3 separate regions of the Homo sapiens genome follow, and regions 2 and 3 are each linked to region 1. A link is a contact called in ENCODE Hi-C or POLR2A ChIA-PET data. All regions are on one chromosome and are shown on one strand. The core of a region is the stretch at or near the end of the contact, and the rest is flanking DNA. Distances in the headings are between cores, read along the strand shown.

Region 1 (4,085 bases), core at 1,275-3,774:
TAAGGATTAAAGAAGAAATTATATTTGATGCTTAAGTTAACACATTGCCTGGCCCAAGGTAAAGCAATAAGTGGTAACTTTTCCAGTAATAGCTTCAGCTTCTTGGATTCAAACAGAACTCATCTGGTGAAGACCTACTATGCATTAGACATTAAAACACTGGGTCTGTAACAATGAGTATGATGCAGTTTCTACCTTGAGAAGTTTATAGTCCATTGAGAGGCACACATAGGTAAAGAGGTAATCCACAATACAGTATGACAAATGCTGTCATAGGAACAAGCATTAGGGTACAACGTGAACAGAACCAAGAGGTTCCTAACTGATCTTGGGGCGAGGGAAGCCATCAAGCAAGGCTTCTGGGAAGGGGTGATCTATAAGATGAGAACCAGAGGAGGAACAAGAGTTAACCAGTAAAGAGGAGATTGTTTTGGCAGAGGGAACAGCACCTGCAAAGGTCAAATGTGGAAAGACATGAAATATCTTCACAAATGAGCTAGTGAAGGGTTTTCAGGTAAGGAGTGGCTTAAAGAAACCTACATTTTCGGAAATCTTCCAGTAGGGGTGTGGCTCATGAATTGGGGGGCCCTAAGAGTTTGTTGGGGGTATTGTCTCTTTAGTTTTATAATGTGATGTCTTCAGCCTTCAGCATTTGAGATATAAAAGGTGAAAAACTGAGCACTGAAATAATGTGCAATAATATAAACAACAGGTTACTTGTTACTTAACAAGTGAAACATTAGGATTTCAATTCTTTAAGAGTCCAGTTACATGAGAGCGATGAAACTAGCAGGTGCAGACCCAGATTTCCTGAGGCCTGGAGTTCATGCAAAGTCATGCATGTAAAATTGTGAGGGCTGCTTCCAGAACCTTGCAAGGACCCATCCAAGTAAGGGGTCCTGAGGTTTCAGTTTCATTAACTGCATGGTTAATTTAGCAACTAGATTTCAGGGAAATGCTAGAGTCAGACTTTACCTCTTCTGTGCTTCAGTTTTCTTGTTGGTAAATTGGGAGTGCTAATAATACTTGTTACTTGTATTTGTGGTGAGGATTAGCTAAAATAATTTATGTAATATCCATAGCCAGTGCCTGGCATGGAGCAGATGATTAATCAATACCTGTTTGTTTTTTTTACTACAATGCACTGGATTTCCTTGCAAAGATGACCCAAATTTGCTCATTAGAAATAGGCTTATTACAAATATAAAGAGTTTCTTGCTGCCTGGACTGAGAGTCACTGTCCATCTCTACAGCTGCTGTGGGACTTTTGGTAGAATGAACTGCCCTTGTTTGGTGCTTGGTCATATTCCCAGTCCAGAAGGCTCTGGTCCTTGTCTTTGACAATCTGCTGATCTCAGTGAGAGCATTAGAAAAGAAGAGGAAAAACCAGAAAAGCCAGGGCGTGCTTCAGTTTGCCGCCAGCAACACAGGCCAAGAGGTGGCATGGTGGGAAGTGGGGAGCTGTGGGCGCCAATAAGCCAATAAGCCCTGTGTTCAAATTCTATTCCACTCCGCTTAGGCTGAATAGTCCTGGGAAAATCACTTAACCTCTCTGGTCCTAGATTTTTTATCTGAAAAGTGAAGATAATAATCCCCATATTATCAGGTCATTTTGAGAATTAGAAGTGTTGATAGGCAAAGTCTCTACCGGAGTATTGCCTAGGTTGTAGGCATTTAGTAAACACTACTCATATCATTTTACAAAATATTACTAAGTATCCACACACATCTTCTTTTAAAGAATTTGTCTAATTTTTACTGCTTGAAATTTAAATGATAGAAACCAAAATTGTAAAGCATCTTCTGAAAATCTTCCTCATCCCCAAATATGAAAAAAAAAAAAAAAAAAAAAGAAAAGAGAGAGCTAGTTTGAGTTATAGCAAAAGAAATCTGGCCAGCTTGTGATGTTTCGGAGGTGTGCCAAGCCAGACAGAAGATGGATTCCATTCATTCCCTTTATATCCTTGGTAATTTAATTCCCCTGTTAAGTTTATGGGCCTTTTTCCCATGATTGTCCTTGTGTGGGTGACAGATGCAGATCAACAAGGGGCTGGAGACTAAAAGAGTCAAGACGGGAGAGTGGCCTCAAAAGCAACCAAATGGAAGTTTTGCAGACCAGCCACCAAAATTAATATACTCTAACTTGTAATAACATTTGTGCAATAATAATATTCCTTGGTGGTTTAATATTCTATTCAGTCCCTTTAAGAGATTGCCCTGTTGCTTAATGAATGACCAACGCTTATTAGGTTAAGTTGTATTTGAGCTGGCCTGTGCTGCTCCGGTTCAAGTGATTTAATGGGAATTATTTAATAGGTATTATTAGGATAATTAGAAAATGATCACAGTTAGGCAATAATATTGAGCTATAAAGGTTGTGAATAACCAAATTTAGAGACAGACCTGAAAACATGAGTAGTCTGCGACAGTTATGCAAGGCTCCTCTGATAATTATGTAGGCAGCCTGAAAGGGGCTTTTGTTCTGGGAGTTATTCATTAGGCGGGCATTGAATTAGAGGAACATGCGGGGGTGCGGGATGGAGGGCAATGATGGCTGATGAGCAAAATGAGGCTTTGATGAGCTCCTCATTGTCGTGACAACAATTCCTGCTTTCTTTTTTTACAGCAGTCAGAAATAAGCTCTCCCGCCCCCGGGAAGGGTTTTTCCCCATTTTGTCAAGGAAAGGGAAACAAAGGAAAACAAAAATCTAATAATCCACCCCAGATGACAAATCATTATGTTTTGCAGGACGTGGAGAGAGAGAGAGAGAGACAGAGAGAGAGAGAGAGGGAGAGACAGACAGAGAGAGAGAGAGACAGAGAGAGGGGTAGAGAGAGAGAGAGAGAGAGACAGAGAGAGAGAGAGAGAGTGTGTGTGTGTGTGTGTGTGTGTGTGTGTGTCTGTATGTGTGTGTCTGTGTGTGTGATGTCTTTGACAGAGGTAAGAGAGTCCCCTCTTGGTCCTAGCTGCCCAGGTGAAGGACCAGGATATGCAGTAACCTGATTCCTGGGGGCCCTACCACCTTCTGGAAAGAGGCCAAGCCCAGCTCTGCAGCCACTTAGACTCTTATTGGTTGAGGCACTGTTACCTACTGGCTTGTTGCTTGTCAATATGATGATCAGTGTTACATACTAGGGGCATGGAATACCCCAGTCTAGCAAGAGACCACCATTCAAATTTAAATGGTCTGGATAACACAATCTGGGCTTTCTTTCAATACCTGGAATCTGATGAAAACTGAGTAACTTCGAAAGAGAAAGGATTTCTCCCCAGGGGAGGTCGATGAGAATAATTATTCCCTTATAGCTTTACCAGCTTTGGGGAAGATTTACCAGCTAGTTGTCTGCATGGAGCTTCTTGCCTTTTTTGGAGCCAGATGGTTTCTTCTTCCCGGAGATTGAGGGGTTTACCAAGAAAAATTAGGATGCACAAAGTGCCAGCAGGTGGCAGCAGGAGCACACATTATGTGAGAAATGCTAGCGAAAGCCTCTCCAGGACCGGGGAGGTAGCTGAGCTTACACTCCATGGTTTTCACTGCTGCTGAGGACCCGAGGAATAAAAATTCCTGGATAATGTACAGTGAGGTGTCCTGGACAGAGCACAGGCATTAGAATCAGACACTCCTGAGTTTGAATCCCAATGTAGTCCTTATACAATTATTTACTTTTCTGCGAAATTTTCTCATCTGTAAAATTGAATGAATAATACCAACCTCACAGAGGTGGTATGAAGAAAAGATGAAGTGAAATAATGTTAGTAAAGCACCCACAAAAGGGCCTGAAATAAAATAGGTATCCAAAAATATTCCTTCTCTTTTCTTTTATGTCCCTATTATTATAAAACACAGCTGGATGGTCAATGACTTCTCAAATTGTATTTATTTGTTTGTTCATCCATTCACATTCATTTGTAACTATACTCCCTACAAGAGATTTAAGCCGGTTTCTCTAAATATTTGTAATACATGAATTTTGCATGCCTGATCCAAACAAGGATCTCAATGAGGACTCATTGTTATCACTCCCACACCCCCGCCACCACCGCCCCCAAAAAACAGTAATGCAATAAAAGCTGTTCAACAAAG
Region 2 (3,763 bases), core at 25-2,524, 270 kb after region 1:
TAAATTAAAATTATGAGACAACATGAACTAAAACTTATGTGTAATGGTTAAAATTTGAAACACTGATAATAGTGTTAATGAGGATGTAGAACAACCGAAACTCCAACAGTGTTAGTGGGAATATAAAATAGTACCACTTGGAAAAACAGTTTGGCAATTTCTTAAAAAGTTAAACACATGCTTTGCATACAACCCAGAAATTTCATTCACAGGAAATAAAACATTTGAGAGAAAAACAAAAGTATATGTCTAAACAAAGAGTTGTACACAAATGTTCATAGCATTTTTCATAATCGCTCAAAATTGGAAGCCACACAAATGTCTATCAGGGGGAATGGTGAATAAATTGTTGTATATCAATACAACAGAGTACTACTCGGCAATAAAAAGAAACAAACCCCTGATGTATGCAACAGTATGGATAAATCTCAGAAGTGTTATGCTGAGCAAAAGAGCCCAGACCCAAAGTGTACACAGTGTGTGTGTGTATACACACAGACACATACCCCTTAGAATATCTATCTATAAATCAGAATATGATACTTAATAGTGCTCCAATAACGTTACTTGTCTCTAAGTTCCACCCAAGAGATGACAGAATCAGAAGGTTCTGATATTTCTTGGAGATCTTTAGCCAGCCCTCTGAACCCTAACAGTTCAGAAGTAATTACGGCCCGAGTTACAGATCAAGCCAGCAGACACTACTTTCTTCTCTGAGTAATAAGACAAAACACAGGAAGCTGCGGCTTGGCAGTGATTCTTTGATAAAAGGAAAGCTTGTAGAACAAACCATAGGGAGGGAGAGGGATAGGAAGGAAGGAAGGAAGACACAAGTAGAATTGTGAATAATTAGGTTTCTCCCTTCTGCTTTGACTCCAGGTTTTTTCTTCAGTTCTATGATTGGTCATGTCTATAGGTAACAAATAATTACTGTGTTCAGTGCAGGATAGCCTGGTGGAAGGCAAACAGCCCTTGAAGCTCTCAGATCTAGGCTTCAATGCCAACTTTTCTATTGCATGGCTGAGTGATCCTCAGCAGGAGACACAGGATCTCCGTATTGCAGTCTCCTCATCTCCAAGATGAGGATAATAAAAGAATCTAGCTTACAGGGGCATCCTGGGGATTAAACAGCACAGGCTTCCATTGAAATGTATTAGAAACTGGGTAGTCAAAAACTGGAGTATTCAAGTGTGTGACCAAGAATAGACACAGGCTGCACAGAGCTCAGGGCCCAGTCCAGATTGGACGAGAAAGTTCCCTAGGCCAAGCTGGCTAAGCACCGCAGGTACCATTATAACGCCAGCCCTGAGGGATGTGAGCCAACTACTTAAGAATTAGAGAGGCCATAAAAGGCTTCGGCCTCCTCCACCCAATTCCTCAGCCACTTTCCTCCCAGAGGACCTAAGCTCTGTCCCCTACCACTGTTTGTCCTCTTGGTACTGGAATCCCCAGAGCAGAATGTGAGTGTGTCCTCCACCTGGGGAAGGATTGCGTCACAAGCTGGGTGCCTCCTGTGAAGTGTTTGCCCTGCTTGGGCTTAGTAAATACAAATGGCGGCCACCATCTGCTCTTGACCCTTCTGCTCCACGAGCGCGGAGGCTCCCTGGCCCAGTTGGTACTGGGTGCTTCTCCGCAGCGGCCGCCAGGGGGAGCCTGGGCCGAGAGCTCTGGGAAATCGAACAACTCGTTGAGGTCTTAGTTATGGTAGAAAACCTTGAAGTGGTGTTAGGTCAGCACCTGCGAGGGTCTCATTCTAAATACACCAGTATTTGGAGGATGTTTGAGAAAGGGAAATTGTCCAACAGTTAAGTAAAAAGAGCTGGAAACAAATTATCTCCATACTCTCCCTTCACTGGCTGAGAGACTAGTCTGGGTCTTCCCTGACTGCCCAATTTACATTCAGATGCTATGCAGTGGAGCCAGGTGCCGTGGGTCATGCTTGTAATCCCAGCACCTTAGGAGGCTGACGCAGGAGGATGACTTGAGCCCAGGAGTTTAAGGCTGCAGTGAGCCGTGATCACACCACTGTACTTCATCCAGCCTGGACAACAGTGTAAGACCCTATCTTAAAAAAAAAAAAAAAAAAAAAAAAAAAAAAAAACTGTGTAGTGGAAAGAACAAGAATCAGAAGTCATGGGTGGATCCAAGACTGTTCTGGACCCTCCCTAGTTATGAGAACTTGGACATGTCTCTATTTCCCTGAGCCTTTGTTTTTTAATAATGTCTGTTACCATTCATCAGTTATTTTCCATATGCCATGCTGCCAAAAATTATCTCATTCAATCCTTGCCATAATTACATGAACAAAGTGTTTGCTATGTACAGTTTATAGATTAAGAACTGAGGCATAAAAAGTAGCTTACCCGAGGTTTTTAATCTACTAGTTGTTCAGATCTTTCTGACTTCAAAGAGTATGCTGAAGCCCTCTTCTATTTCCACTATACTCTCATTTTCAAATGAGCAATAGTAATAATAATAATATTGCCTTTATAACAGATTTTTACTTGCAAACTTGAAAGTTATTCAAATGATTATATTCTAAGTTTCTTGTTGTATGTTTTGGGATCTGCAATGAGCTGAATGACATATGAATGTCTCAAAATTCATATGTTAAAATCTCAATCCCCAATATAATGGTATTAGGAAATGGGACCTTTGGGAGGTGATTCAGTCATGAGAGTGGAGCCCTCATGGATGGGATTAGTGCCCTTATAAAAGGGACCTCAGAGTGCTCTCTAGGGCACCCCCCACCGCTTTTTTTTTTCCACCATGTGAAGACACAATGAGAAGACAGCAGTCTGCAACACAGAAGAGGGCCCTCATCAGAACCTGACCATGTAGGCACCTTGATTTCAGACTTCCAGCCTCCAGAACTGTGAGAAATAAATGTCCATCATTTATAAGCCACCGAGTCTGTTACTTTATTGTAGGAGCCGAAACTGATTAACACAAGGTCTAAAGGTCACTTTGCAAAGGGCTATGACATGGTATGTGAGTAGAGAGAGAAAAGGTCTGTGGAAAGGGCTGAAGGCAAGGCTGTGATCACAAGCGTGACAAGGGCCTGAGCAGAGCCCATCTCGGGAACCTCGGGCAGGCAACAGCCTTGCCCCTCTGCCTTCTCCCCTTGCCTGATGCTGATACTGTTATAGAACAGCCCTATCTCCTTCCTGGCCACTCCTTTGCCCGTGGAAGAGAAGCCCCCAGTCCTCTAATGAAAAGTCTGATGAAACAATCACCTCTCCCTTGGTTTAACTATGCAGGCTGAAGGTAGACTCTTGCTGCTTTATTCTTAGGAAATTCTCTGTGCCTCTCACAAAACATTGGCTCTTTAATTTACCCAACATCTTCCTCCACCCCCTCCTTCCACCAGCTCCAGGGATTGCATGACTTATAACAGCTAAAACTTTGAGCAACTGAAATGCCCATCCATAGAGGACAGATTAAATAAGTGATGCCACATCCTTAACAATGTCCATTAGTTACCTAAAATTTTATGGTAGTTGAAATAAGTACAACTCAAACTGCCTAAAGCCAAAATAGGGGTTTATTGGCTCTTGTAACTGAAAGGGCCTAGGACATCTGACTGCAGGTCTGGGAGGAATCAGGTGTTCAAATAATGTTGTCAGGAACCTGCCTCTTTCCATCTCTTTTCTCTTTCTTTTGCATCAGCTTCATTCTCAGGCAGCAAAAATGGCTAAGAGCAGCTCTAGGTTTTTATCTCACAAAATATACCTCCCCAGAAACTTTCAAGCAAAAATCCTGT
Region 3 (3,749 bases), core at 845-3,344, 280 kb before region 1:
GGCTCATGCCTGTAATCCCAGCACTTTGGGAGGCTGAAGTGGGAAGATTATTTGGAGTCAGGAGTCCAAGACTAGCCTAGGCAACTTAACAAGACCCTGTCTCCACAAAAAAATATAAAAATTAGCCAGGCATGGTGGTGTGCCCTGTAGTCCCAGCTACTCAGGAGGCTGAGGTGGAGGATTGCTGGAGCCCAGGAGTTCAAGACTGCAGTGAGCCATGATTATGCCACTGCACTCCAGCCTAGGGGACAGAGTGAGACCCTGTCTCAAAAAAAAAAAAAAAAAAAAAGGTAAAAAGAAACACCATAAAAATAAATTTAATAATAATACATTTAATAAGATATATCCAATATCTTGTCATTTTAAAATGTAATTAAAATAAAATTCAGTAATTAAAATTCATCAACTTCCCTAAGAGCTGGAAAATTAATGAAATATTTTATATTCTTGTTTTCTATGCTGCTTGAAATTCTGTGTGTATTTTACACCCACAGCACATCTCAATTTGGACTCACCACATTTCAAGCCCTAAATAGCCACATGTGGCTAGTGGCTACTGCACGGCACAGCACAGGGCTGGTGCAAGGAAAGGCGCTCACACACATATACACAATACACACACATACACAAATACACACACACACACATATCCACACACATACAAACACACACATGCACATACACACACATGCACACACACACACAAACATATATACACACACACATATACACACCCAGAGGTCAGTAAGTTACTGGTCAGTAACTTTATAAGGGGCACAAAGTTGATGGGTGATATGGTTGGGCTCTCTGTCCCCACCCAAATCTCATCTAGAATTGTAATCCCCACGTGTGGAGGAAGGGACTTGGTAGGAGGTGATTGGATCATGGGGGCTGTTTTCCCCCTTGCCATTCTAGTGATAGTGAGTTCTCATGAGATCTAATGGTTTAAAAGCGTGTGGTAGATTCCCTTGCTCTCTGTCCTGCCACCATGTGAAGAAGGTCCTTGCTTCCTCTTCGCCTTCCGCCATGATTGTTAGTGTCATGAGGCTTCCCAGTCATGCTTCCTGTTAAGCCTGTGGAACTGTGAGTCAGTTAAACCTCTTTTCTTTATAAATTACCCCGTCTCAGGCAGTTCTTTACAGCAGTGTGAAAATGGAGTAATACAGTGGGGGAGGCTAACTTGGACTGGGAAGGTAAGAAAAGTCCTCTTGGAGGAGGTGGTGTTTAAACCTGGCTGGCTGGCTGCATGAGACTTGAAAGTGAAGCGATGGGGAAAGGCTGGAGGGTGGGAGAGGGGTTGGCCTGTCCATGCACCATCCAGGCACCTTCTGATAGAATGAGAGTGAGTGAACTATAGCTCTCAAGCCAAACTCTGCCTGCCACCTGTGTCTGTATGCCCTAAGAGCTAAGAATGGTTTTCACATTTTCTTTTAGACAGGGTCTTGTTCCAGTGCCCAGGTGGGAGTGTAGTGGCATGATCTCGGTTCACTGCAGCCTTGATCTCTGGGGCTCATTCGATCCTCCTACCTCAGCCTCCTCACCTCAGCAGCCTCACCACCTCCCTCATCTCCACTCAACCTCTCCACTCCAGCCACGCTGACCGCTTTAATGCCCTGGTGATCACCCTCCCCTTCTCCTCCAGGGCTTTCCCTGGCTGCCCCCTCCACTGCAAAGTCCTTTCCTATCTCCTCTCTCCCTGTGGCCAACTCCTCCACTTCAGAGACCAGCCTTGACTTCACATCCTCTCCTGCTTCCCAGTTACCTCCAAAAGGGCCTCTGCCAAGCCATCCTCTCTGGTTTCTCTCTGAAAATCCAGGGTTGGCACAGTGTGAAGAGTGCACAGGGGCCTAGAGGCCTGGGCTCTGGAATGCTCCCGTTTCCAGACTCAGCTGCCTCCCCTGCCTCTTCCCCAGGGCTGCCAGTAAAGTGCCTTTTCCCTGCAGGAAAAAGAGCTGCCCCAGTTGGGCCTGGAAAAAGGGCAGGCATTCCCTCACTTGGCTGGCCAGGGGGGCTGGAAGTCTTTGACAGCCCTGCGGTCAGTCCCAGGGCCAAGTCCTTGTCCCCTCCTGGCAAATTTATGCGCACCTGAACTCTGCAGGATGCCCAGGAGGGGGCGCCAAAGTGCTGCCAAAAAAGAACAGTTTGGGGCATATGAATCAGATGGCCTCGTGGGAGTGCTTAGTGAGGGCTGGCTCTGAGTTCTTTTTACCCCAGCCCCTGCCCAGGGCCAGGCACTGTGTGTGGAATGGAGGAAAGGACACCATGCAAGAACTGACAAGGTCCTGCACATCTCCTATGCTGGCATTTCTTACGATCACAATGACTTTGGTGTTCCAGGCCCAGAGGCTGGGAGCTGGCAGGAAGCTTGACCATTGTGAAGAGCTAGTGTGCCTAAAGTGGCCTACAGATTTGTTGAGGGAGGCTAGGTGGGGTCAGGAAGGCAGGACCCCTTGAGCCAGTTGCCTCTGGCAGCAAACAGTCTCATTATTGCGTAATTAGTATTTTCTATGTTGACTTGACATGGACGTGGTTGGGAAGCACTATCCAATATGGAAGCCACTAGCTACATGTGACCACAGTACTTACGTTTTAATTAAGATTAAATAAGCAGGCTGGGGGGTGGTAGCTCATACCTATAATCCCAGCACTTTGGGAGGCTGAGGTGGGCAGATCTCTTGACCCCAGGAGTCTGAGACCAGGCTGGGCAACTTGTTGAAACCTGTCTCTACCAAAATACTTAGCCGGGCATGGTGGTGCATACCTATAGTCCTAGCTACTTGGGAGGCTGAGGTGGGAGAATCACCTGAGCCCAGGAAGTTGAGGCTACGATGAGCCAAGATCACGCCACTGCACTCCAGCCTGGGTGACAGAGCAAGACCCTGTCTCAAATAAATAAACAAATTAAGATAAAATAAAATTTAAAATCCAGTTCTTTACTTCATTAGCCACATTTCAAGTACTCGATGGCCACATGTGGCCAGTGGCTCTCATGTCAGCACAGAAATAAACATTTCCATCATTGAAAGTTCTGTTGGACAGTGCCACCCTAGAACTTGCTCTGATCTCTTGTGGGTAGGGTGTGCTTTAGAATTTCAGAGAGTTCACTGTTAGCATGCTGCCTCCCATGGATATGGTTGTTACAAGGTTATGAGAAAGGCAGTCAGACCCACCTAGGATTAACCCCTGATTTTGCTGGTTACAAGCAAAGTGTCCTCTATGCAAGGGCTCTGCAGGGCTGACACGGGACTTGAGCATCCGCAGACTTTGGTATTCAAGGGGATCAGGCAACCAAACCCCCACAGTTAGCAAGAGACAACTGGACTACTTTTGTGGCTTCAGAGAAGTCACTTAATCTCTTTCAATCTCTGTTTTCTCATCTCTAAACTGGGGATAATATCACCCTGCCGCCACAGTTATTATTAGATGAGCTAAGACAGATAAATCACAAAACGCAGTGCCTAGGACACAGTTTTGCGGCCTTACCGCCCCAGCCGAGTGTGCCTTTCTGCGTGCACTCACCCACAAGCCCTCATCCCCTGGCTATACTGTGTCCAGACCTGTGTCGGGTTCCACATCTCGTTCAAAGGCAGCACCGGGCTTGATTCTTGCACCGGGCTTGATTCTTGCCTAGAAGGAGATTGCAATCTAGGTCAGAAGGCAAGATAAGGCCCATGAAGCAACCTGAAAACAATTCTTAGGCAACACACAGGGCAGTGTGTCATCCCGTGAGCCAGAGTCTGATGGGAAAG

The links. A loop is a pair of places that touch in the nucleus more often than their neighbours do. ChIA-PET counts read pairs that join two places held with the same protein, here RNA polymerase II (POLR2A). Pooled maps may share reads with other maps.
Region 2: a loop to region 1 is called in a map of CD4-positive, alpha-beta memory T cell, with 19 times the contacts of the local background. The contact joins two enhancer-like sites. A Hi-C loop is called at or near these places in 12 of 168 maps with a recorded cell type or tissue (CD4-positive, alpha-beta T cell, CD4-positive, alpha-beta memory T cell, CD8-positive, alpha-beta T cell and 8 more), 21 of 37 single-sample maps with no recorded cell type and 24 of 50 pooled maps.
Region 3: a map of MCF 10A shows a loop between it and region 1 (14-fold over the local background). The contact joins two enhancer-like sites. A Hi-C loop is called at or near these places in 2 of 168 maps with a recorded cell type or tissue (MCF 10A and mammary epithelial cell) and 7 of 50 pooled maps. POLR2A ChIA-PET finds 5 or more read pairs at or near these places in 1 of 52 experiments (AG04449).

The regions. Positions count from the first base shown.
Region 1 is chr11:12,328,032-12,332,116 of GRCh38, forward strand. It overlaps a transcript of MICAL2 not described here. Among named protein-coding and RNA genes, the nearest start is that of PARVA, 47 kb to the right of the region's middle. RefSeq lists an enhancer at 2,439-2,940. Within about 2 kb of position 2,525, at least 3 of the 41 ENCODE cell types and tissues checked have a DNase peak (open chromatin) inside an H3K27ac peak, as active enhancers do.
Region 2 is chr11:12,598,042-12,601,804 of GRCh38, forward strand. No RefSeq gene overlaps it. Among named protein-coding and RNA genes, the nearest start is that of TEAD1, 74 kb to the right of the region's middle. RefSeq lists an enhancer at 1,481-1,775. Within about 2 kb of position 1,275, at least 2 of the 41 ENCODE cell types and tissues checked have a DNase peak (open chromatin) inside an H3K27ac peak, as active enhancers do.
Region 3 is chr11:12,045,442-12,049,190 of GRCh38, forward strand. All of the region lies in intron 1 of LINC02547 (long intergenic non-protein coding RNA 2547), which reads left to right. Among named protein-coding and RNA genes, the nearest start is that of LINC02547, 16 kb to the left of the region's middle. Within about 2 kb of position 2,095, at least 5 of the 41 ENCODE cell types and tissues checked have a DNase peak (open chromatin) inside an H3K27ac peak, as active enhancers do.